Regions from separate parts of the Homo sapiens genome. Here region 1 is linked to region 2. The links are chromatin loops, found by intact Hi-C in ENCODE. Cell type or tissue: endothelial cell of umbilical vein. All regions are shown on one strand.

Region 1 (5,000 bases), 640 kb after region 2:
AGACCTAGCTAATAACTAACAGCCATAACTCAGCCAGAAGGGATCATTCTCACCCTACCAATCGCCGGTTATATCCATCCTTAGGAATAATATGAGGGATCTTGAAATTAGCCTACTCTTGACCACAGGTGGGAGAATTAGGGAATTAATTATTTATGCAACTTCTTTATTTCCATTATTTTTATCAACAACACGAAAAGATACAACTTTTGAAAAGGAAACTGCACTCGTAATGTTTAAAGCAGTCAAAACACGAAAGTGAGGCGGGGTATTTGGAACAACCTAGCATAAATTAACTATCCAAATGCCTCCTGCAATTTACTAATAAGAATTGAATAATGTAGCTGAAAAATATTTATTAAAAACATTGCCACATACCTCAGAAAGAAAGATAAAGGTAGCAATAAAAATGAAATGTCTAGAAAAAAATTTAATTATCTTAAAACGATAAAGTTTTATGGAAAAGAATGACATAGATAAATGGAAAGAAATATGCTCTCAAATATTCAACTTATTCAAATATACATTTTCAGGAGTTTAATTATTCACACATAAAATTATACGTTTAATTCAACCACAAAGCCTAAGTTAAAATTTTGAATATACAATAGTTTAATCCATTTTTTCTTTCTTTAACAAACATCTATTGATTATTAACAATGTGAAAAAGCTTATGCTAGGTTCTGCAGAAACAGAGTGATTAAAAAACATAACTCTTCTCAATTATGTGAGAGAGTAAATATGAAGAGATACCAATAAGATTTTGAAGAATATACTGATGACTCTAATCTGAAGCTCACATTTTAAAATCACTTCCTGTTTTAATTTCCCTCGCACACACAGAGTATATGTCCAAACTAGACTCTAAAGGAAAACTCATCACGTTTTCCCAACAAGAAACAGCAGGTAGAAGGGACTGCCAAATTTTACCACAGATACAGAGAGTAAGAAAATAAAAATAACTGTGACTGGTGAAAATTTCTCACGGAGCTATTAAAAAGCATGTGTTTGAGGAGAGGACGAAGTGAGAAAAGCTCAATTCGAGATATAAGAATAGGTGAAAAAATCATGATCCTAATTATAATAGGACTCTATCAAGAAACAAATCTAAATATTAGGTTGGTGCAAAAGTAATTGTTATTTTTGCCATGACTTTTAATGGCAAAAACAGCACTTACTTTTGCACCAACCTAATATTAGCAAAACCTATCTGGGTACAGAATTATCAATTTTGTATTTTTTATATTTTACACTATCTGGTTTTGGCATGTAATGTTTTACAATAAGAAAAAGATAACAAAAGCAATTTTTGAAAACTAAAAGTTAAAATTTATCCATAATAGGGATTGCAATATTGACACTAAGGGGTTATTCATAGGAGAGAAGTCTGAATAGCAAATGTAAAGTCACCTTTGAAGACTAGATTACAAAATCCAACATCACTAAATCTCTGTAAGGATCCCTTGAGCAGAACCTCCTGATTGCTGAACATGTGGTGGGTGGCAGAGCCAGAGAAGGCATGGAAGCTCAGGGCCATTTTTCCCATACCTTGCCCTATGCGTCTCTTTAGCTGACTCTTTACTTTACTATGTACATGTGTGTCAAAACTTCATGTTGTTAACTTAAATGCGTACCATATATTTTTTTGAAAAACGGAATCCATTAAGCATCAACTGGCCAACAAAATGCTCTAAACCTTTCTGGGTCACTTTGAATCTAACCTCATTACATGGTTTTAATATCTATATGTTAGTTTCCACTTATGAACAAACAAAATGACAAGTGCTATAACTAAAATTTATTGCAAAGGAAAGGGATGCTGCTTCACCTCCCATCTCAGGTTTGGGTGATGGTTACAGATGCCTGGAAAGCAATGTGTATTCTCTGCACAAAAGTAGACAGCTGAGTCTCCAGGTTGAGTAGCTGCAATTTGCAGAGAGAGATGTTTCACTGTCTTATTCAATAAAACGGTGACTCTTTGGCCTTGCCTTTTGTCCATATTTGAACGAATGTCTATAATGAATTGAGGACCTTTTCCAGATTCTTGCTTGTACCAAATGAAGTAGTCTGAGGCGCTGTTTGAATAAGCACAGTTGATAATAGAGTTGTCACCCTCCTGGACACTCAGGGTAGGAAGATGCAGCCCCACACTCTCTCCTCTGCTCACCCCTGTGCAGAAAGAAAAAGAGAAAGGTTTATCAAGTTATTATTCTCCAGAATTTTCTTTTTCTATAGTAACTAGAGGAAGCCTAAATAAAGCAAGACTTCCCCCTGGATGTCTCAAAATCATCAACTAATATACTGTGTTACCCAAAACTCTAAACTTACAGTCCAGCTGCAGCCACAAGTACATAAATAAAGCTCGAATGCCTGCCATCATTGTTCTTCCCAAATAGGATCAGTCATAAACCTGCAATCTCCAGCCATAAGAGCTACTTCCATCATCGGGTATTCCTTTCTTTCCTCTAACAATCATAGTGGTTTCTCACATTGTCTACTCAGCCAATAGAAAAAGGCTCTACTTCTGCCATAAACCTATTTAATCAGAATCCACTAAAATGAAACCTCTGTGTGTTCTGCATCAGCAGAGAAGCACTGCCATCTTGTGGTCACATTCGTAGCTACTAAACTTGCAGTTTGAATGTTTTTCTATAACCCTAGGAGGGACTCAGATGCACAAAAGGAGCAATAGGTCAAACAAATAAAGTCTTCACTCTGAGATGAAGTTCACAGTAAGAATGTAGATATCAAGATTGATATTTATGCAAACTAATGAGTCATTGTTAAAAAGTTAGAAAGAGGTAGATGTTGCAGGTGTTTATACAATGATGCACCAAGTTTACATGTTTGAAATCAGGAAAACACCATGATTCACTGTCCTGGACAAACAAAAGTAATACATTCCCTTGCAGTCAAATCGGTCATCATGATTTGTTTGTTATGGAGAAAGACTCTTTCTTAAAGGAATATGTAAGCCAAAGATAAGAGTAAGAGAGAGAGGACTACTCAATATTTCACGTGCATATTATCTCAGGCTCTGCTTCTCCAAGACTGGTCTTCCCCATGACTTTCTATTCCCAGAGACTTGACAGTACCAACAGTCGAAATGTGGAATCTTTCTTTGGTAAGGATGGCTTTAATAAAAGGTAAAGAATTAAAGTACAATGATAAAGGAGGAAGGGAACAAGTTCCATGAGTTATTAAATACTCCAACAATAGGAAAGTTTGACCCATAGATTGGGCTGGTTTGCAAGGAGAAATCTGGCATGTTTTAAGAAACCTTTTCCTATTGCTATGTGGCTTGTATTCTGCAAAGTGCAGAAAAAACAAGGAGAAATTCTCAGAAAACATCAGGCTGCAGGCTCCAAAAATGAAACCACATGTAAATTTCTATTAAGGTGCTTTTATTTTCTGATACCAAAATGAATGATATCAATATGGCATGTCCTTAAATACAATGATTGACTCATATCTTCAGTGGAACTTGCCTCTAAAATATGAGCCAACTCCTCTGGCATGGACTGCTCTTGCCTTAGCCATTGCTAGCTCAGGTTCCATATCTGCCGTTTTTCTCCCAAACTCCACTACAGTGTTCTTCCCTAAGATATTGATAAAGTCCTTCAGTCTTGTACATTTCTGGGTTTATCTCTTCTTGCAAAAAAAATTGCTTATCTACTTTAATTTTTGATACGTTCTGATTACTTCCATAAAACTAAATCTATGGAAGCCAAAATATTGCCTGTGTCTGCTAGGAGGGAGAGTGCAAAACTAAATAAGTGACCATGGGAAATGGTTCCTCAGATACCAAGACTATCTGGTTTCCAGAAGAAAAGTGCATTTCCTGTGACTTGTACTCACTAGGCCCCTGGAATTATAAAGACTGAATATAATTTCTTATTCACATCTTGCACCCTTAAGTATGTAAGGACAGTTATGATGAAAAATAGCAACTAAAACATATAAATATAGATATGTATACATAAAATGTGTGTTTTTACATATGTAAAACTTCTCCATTCTAAGGATTTTCTCTTTTCTCACTCATTCCTCATACAATATAATTCTCAAATCCTTTATTGGATGAGTTTCCCTCCTTTTGGTGACAGATAATTTAGGTCAATATTTGGCCTTTTGAGTATAGCATTAAGAACTGAATGTAATGGTCTAAATATGACCACTCATATGGATCATAGTATTCCACATATTAACTATGCCTTAGGTATGGCCATCCCCTGGACAAAATTCCCAACCCTATGATTATTTCATTGAATATTACCTAACTCATTGTCAATGTGTTGGTCCAGAAAAGATTTTCTCACACCTTTATGAACTATCAACCACTTGAGGACATGTTACCCTTAGCTTCCCTATTCTAATTATTATTTTTTGACAATGTAGAGTAATGCTCACTATGTCCACATCCTTCCTTCAAGGAATATCCACCCAGCATAATGAATATATCTTACTATTTTTAGGAAAGTCCTTAGAAATACCTCTGGGGGTTGAGGGTGGCACCACCATGTTTGGCTCACTCCTACAGCAGCCAGTGAGTCATGGACTGGATTTCCTGGTAGAATAACAGTGGCTCAGCCTGAATATCTTTCTTGCCCAAAGTGGTAAATGTTTACACAAACTGGAACTCTCCGTTCTCATGGTCAAAGTGATTGAACCAAGCCTTTCCCGGAACCAAAATGCAGAGGTCAACCTGGCAGGGCTGCCATTAGATAGTTTCTCTTTGTTCAACAATATGTGCCTGCAGGAATAGGCAAGAGCAAGAAGCTAAGGAGGAAGGGAGGAAATCCAGTTTCTTTCTACTGCTAGATCATTTACTATCTAATGGTTTCATACTGGCATCTTGGATATAGTTTCTGTGTTTATAAAATGAAGTTGAACTAAAAGGTTTCTAAATGCTTTTATAGGTCTAAAATTCTTTTATACTATTTAACAAGGCAAATATTTACTGAGGACTGATTGTGTACAGCATAGAGCATGGGAGTAGG
Region 2 (5,000 bases):
GAAGCATGAAATGGAGACCAGGTGCTCCCCATTATGTAAACCATATTCCTTCATCTACCTAGACTCTCTTAGGTCCTGCCAGCCTTGTCTTCTTACACTTATATGATCTTCCTCTAATATTTTCCTTTTTTGTTGTTGTTGTTGCTAAATTTCATGTGGGTGGTTCGGGGAAAGGGTAGACTTGCACTCCTCCCCACTAATCAGTGGGATTTTAGGAAGGCTTTGAAAATGGGAAGGATCCTCCCCTCAGATCCTATCACCTTTGGAATGGGAACATGCCCACATTTCCAGAGCGAACAGACACTGGAGTCCTCTCTTCTCAAAGGTGGCGAACCGTCCTGGAGTGACGTGGGGTGTTCTGGCCTGCGAGGAGATGGCTGCCCGCAGAACCTGCCCGCTGGAGGGCGCTGCAGAGGTCTGGCTCCGTGCTTTCAGATGTGTTCGGCCAGGGGCTCCAGGGGCTCCTTCTGAAAGCAGAGAAGCCCCCAGAGGTTGAGAGGGGAGATAAGACGTGAGCCTTTTCAGCTGTGATGTGGTGAGGAGTCAGGGAGGCCGTGAGCACTGTGGGGCCAGAAGTGTTGGCTTCTGTCAGAAACTCGGCCCAGCCTGACCGCTGCCTCCTGGCCCTGTCATTTCCCCTCCATCACGCGCTTCCTTCTGGAAGCCGGAAGCAGGAGGTGGGAAGCTGCGGAGGTAGTGACAAAATCATGGTGTAACAAGAAGCTCCTAGGGCCGAAGTGACTGGAGAGGTGGCCACATACTATGAGAAACACCAGCGCACCGGCAGGGCCTGGGGAGTTCTGAGCTCTCCCGGGCTGTGTGAAGCCGCAGCCAGCCCACTTTTTTCTCAGTATGGCAGTGCCATCTGACCTGGCCCAGCCCATCTTGTTCGGGTCATGGTTCGTCTTCCTGGGCATTCTGATGCATTCCCACTTCATATTTGCACTGGGATTTCAGTTTACTAAGCATTCCACACCCATTACTGCTTTCAATCCCTTCAACAACACTGAGAATAGGTGGGCAGGTATTTTTATCTCTATGTGAATAATAACACATGGGGACTCAGAAAAATTAAAGGCCCCAGGAGAGAAGGCTAGTGAGGGGCAGTGACGCTTAGGGACAAACAACTGGTTCTCCTGCCTCCTGCCTGAGGACTCCTGCCTGAGGAGAATATAGTAACAAAAGCCTCTGTCTTGCAATTGCAGCCATTAACACATCTCTTTCATACCCACTACTCACTGGACTGTTAACTCCTTGAAGACAGAAACTCTGTGTGTGTGTGTGTGTGTGTGTGTGTGTGTATTTAATGGGAGCAGTACTTTCTTGAGGCATAATTACATGAAAATACACTAATGATGCATTTGATATATATATAGCCATCACCCAAGATAAAGATATGGAACATTTCCACCACCCCTGAAGGTTTCCTCGTGCCCCTTTTCAATCCATCCTTCTACCCCAGAGGCAAACAGTGCCCTAATTTCTATCACCTGTGATGCGTTTTGCCTGTTCTTGGACTTCATCTGTATGGAGTCATAGTTTGCACAGAGACTGAATCCCCAGAGCACGACACAGCCTGGCACATGGCAGGTATACAATGCCAAAGAAAGCCTGGTTCTTAAACTACCTGTGAGAGAGAGTTCGTCCCACCGGGAAACTGAGGCGGTGGGCGGTTAGTGACCTGCCAAAGGCACGAGTGTATGATGTGGTGGATCCCGGACTCCAGCCAGCCTAATTCCGAACCCAAGGCCTCCTCCGGGCCCCCAGCCCTCCCTGGGCACTTCCTCCAGGGCTCCGGGTGGAGCGGGTCTGACGATCCCGGACGAACAGCGCCCCCTGCTGCCGGCCCAGGCCCCAGGCCCTCCTCTCCTTTGGGGGGGGATGTGACAGGATGACACAGGCCTTGCGCCCAGCGCAGTGACGGGCACAGGGCAGGGACTTGTGGGATAAAAGTCACCTGCCCTTTTATTTTCCTCGGAAAAGAGCTTTTCCTAAACTTTGGGGGCTTTCTATCTCCAGAATTAACAGACAAAGGGAGAAGAGGTCTTTTTGGTGGAGCGCTGCTGCCCCCATGCGGGTGGATGGCGACACTACCGAAGAGCAGGCGATCAAGCCTGGTATTTTTGGGTTTCAGGTTCTGCGGCTCCCTGAGACCAGCAGATTCCTGGTCTCCGGGTCCCTGGGTCCCGGACGTGTCCATCAAGGCGTCCATTAGGGCCATCACCTAATGGACAAGCATCAGGGTAAGGGGGGAGGTGCTATTGGGGGGGGGTCCCTCAGAGAATCAGCCCTAGCTCTGTGTGGGGGCAAATACGGCCTCCCCACCTCCTTCCCTCCCAGGAGACACTGGCCTGAGCATAAGTCTCGAGGGTCTGCCCTGTACTAAGCAAGCGCTTAATCAGGTGAGATCAAGGTCTGATCTTGGCTGGTTTGGAGGGGCAGCAGAGGTGCGGTGAGGGAGGCGGCTCAGCGGTGGGGCCAGCAGCACCTCCCCAGCCTGCTTGCGGGCCCGGTGCAAGTCACCGAGGGGCCGGCAGCCCCTCCCAGCCTGGCATGTTGGCCTTGCTGCACCTGCGGTTGGGGGGTGGTGTAACGGCCCAGCCTGCTCCCCTCGGCACGTGGCCTGGGGCGATGCTATCTCTAACTCAGTATTTTAAACTCTTCTTTCCAGAGGATGTGGCTTCTGCGGGAGAGCTTCAAAGGGTGCCCTACTTGCCCCTCTTGGTAACCATGACGTCATGGAAATGGGAGGGGACCGCCCCAGCCCCCAAACACCTGGAGGGAAGTGGGAGACTTTTTCCACTTCCTGTTCTACTTGTGGCTACTGACTCAATGTCTGACCTGTTTATTAATTGCAAAATATAGCTCTATGTGTGCTACCCAGAGAGGCCTCAGGCCTGTGTGTCTCTGTGTGAAAGGAGGCCTGCACTCCCCACCCCTCGCCGCGTTGCCCAGGTGGCCTTGACACAGACGCAGGGCGCTGGTGGTCCTGCAGCCTTCCGGCAGCCAGAATGACAGCACTGGGTCTCCATGTGCTTGCTCCCCCAGACTCATCCCAGTCAGAAGCTCGTCTTCCCACACATGGCTCACGGAGGTAGATGGGTTTTAGAGTAGGACTCATGGAGAAACTGAGGCGAACCCACATAAAGTGACTGTTGGCTCTGGACCTCAGTGTGGTCACACAGTGAGGTCAGACTCCCAGGTACCCTGCGTGATTTACCACAGTCCCTGTCCTCCAGGCTTTGTTGGATAGATGTGTGCCTGCCTGGGGGCTGCCCTGAGCAAGGGGCCACCACTCAGGCTTTCCTTGTTCTGAAGTTCTTGACAAGTTACTTTAGCTCTTGGCAAAACTGTGAAGCATTGACTCACCTGACCACTTCCTCTACTAATCCCCACTTTCCTTTCTCCTGTACTCCCCACTCCTCACACTCAGCTCCCCCCACCCAGAGCCTAACTGCAGGAGTCATTCACTTATTCATTTAACGGCATCTGTTGTGTGCCAGGCACTGTTCTAGTTCCTGGGGACACATTGATGACAAGGGACATTCCCATCCCACAGAGCACACAGGCCAGGGGACTTCCACACTAGGATGGTACCTGATAATAAGGTGCTATAGGCCTGTCTGTATACGTGATCCCAGGGGAGTTGAATTTTATGTTTGGACCTAAAAAATAAGCAACTCCTTAAGACTCAGATGGCTGCCCCCAGTGAGGGTAGCAGCAGAGGGGTTGCTCTGTCAGAGCTGAAGACCTCACCAGGATGCTCCTGAAGCACGTGCTTGCATAGCCTGCCCTTTCTCCTGAGTGGCTGTGACTCCAGTTGCACTCAGAGGTCAAGTCTTCAAGTGAAGTTTCAGAGAGTCCTCTAGAATCTTAGGGCTGGGGCCACAAGAGCTCATTTAGTCCATTCTTCTGCCTTTGGGACTGGCCTGTGCTTAAGTCTTTTGGGAGAGTAGGGCATGTGTCCAGAGAAGTCCCTTCTACAACTGGCCTTAGTAACATGTTCCCTGCTGGGATGTCGGCCTGAGGTTGGGTCCAGGCTGGTAGAGCTGCAGCTGCAGCTGCAGCCCAAGGCCTTGGCTCGCAGGGTCTGTGGGTCTTCATGGCCAGTCTCTTCATGACTGTGTTTTCCAGGTCTCCTCAGCTGCCTATTCCCTCCAGGCTAAGCAATGCCCAGTTCCGTATAGCTGGGCCCTCTGCACTGAGGGGCTTTGCTGTGGTGGCGTTAGGCCCAGTGCTGACTTGGCCGGTGGGCACAGGAGCCCTTCTCCTGAGCCTCCTCACAAGGCCGTTCTAATTCCCTCTGACATACCAGGTGGGCCCTGGAGCCAGATATGCGAGCAGAGCAGTCGGAGATGGATGGAGTTTCTATCCCCACTCCCAACACTTGCTCACCCTCGACCCACTTGCTCCTGGTCCACCCCTCTGACCTCTGCCCTAACTGGCTTTAGGTTTAACAGCCTCGGACATGAGGGAAGGTTCTTGCTGAATCAAGGATCTCCTGGATTTAGACGGAAATTTCTCAGGGGTGGAGCTGAGCCTGCTTTCCGGATGTCCCCCTACCTGCCCGGGCCTTGTCATCGTGCCTCCCTGCTTGGGTGTGGGTGGGTCCATAGCCCCTGCTGCATCACCTTGCATAGATCTGTGGGCGGCCTTGGGGGACCAGTGACTGCTGGGCTTTGCTGCCTGAGGGCACTGGGCTGGCAGGCCTCCACAGGCCTCCACAGGCTCCCGCAGACCTCCACAGGCCTCCACAGGCCTCCACAGGCTCCCGCAGACCTCCACAGGCCTCCACAGGCCTCCACAGGCTCCCGCAGACCTCCACAGGCTCCCGCAGGCCTCCACAGGCCTCCACAGGCCTCCACAGGCTCCCGCAGACCTCCACAGGCTCCCGCAGACCTCCACAGGCCTCCACAGGCCTCCACAGGCTCCCGCAGGCCTCCACAGGCCTCCACAGGCTCCCGCAGACCTCCACAGGCCTCCACAGGCCTCCACAGGCT

The links. Hi-C counts contacts between places; a loop is a spot of excess contacts. Peaks named below come from ENCODE experiments on the same cell type or tissue, not always from the same donor. Only the 100,000 strongest peaks of a DNase experiment are listed, where the experiment ranks them.
Region 1: a loop joins it to region 2, with 3 times the contacts of the local background. A loop is called at or near these places in 8 of 110 quality-filtered maps.

The regions. Positions count from the first base shown.
Region 1 is chr14:21,915,635-21,920,634 of GRCh38, reverse strand. It overlaps TRA and TRAV13-2. Among named protein-coding and RNA genes, the nearest start is that of OR4E1, 240 kb to the right of the region's middle. In endothelial cell of umbilical vein, a CTCF peak has its summit at 2,607 (motif pointing left); DNase peaks (open chromatin) are centred at 2,714 and 4,634; H3K27ac peaks cover 2,964 bases.
Region 2 is chr14:22,554,194-22,559,193 of GRCh38, reverse strand. It overlaps LINC02332 (long intergenic non-protein coding RNA 2332), which reads left to right and starts at 2,132. Exons shown (of 3, transcript NR_146543.1): 1 at 2,132-2,243; 2 at 2,341-2,402; 3 at 2,672-2,883. LOC105370399 (a long non-coding RNA gene) reads right to left here and starts at 2,628. Exons shown (of 2, transcript XR_007064066.1): 1 at 1,628-2,628; 2 at 1-467. RefSeq lists enhancers at 1,527-1,736, 2,597-2,936, 2,987-3,086, 3,667-3,796 and a silencer at 2,437-2,486. In endothelial cell of umbilical vein, CTCF peaks have their summits at 409 (motif pointing right) and 1,883 (motif pointing left); DNase peaks (open chromatin) are centred at 1,923 and 2,763; H3K4me3 peaks cover 215 bases; H3K27ac peaks cover 3,445 bases.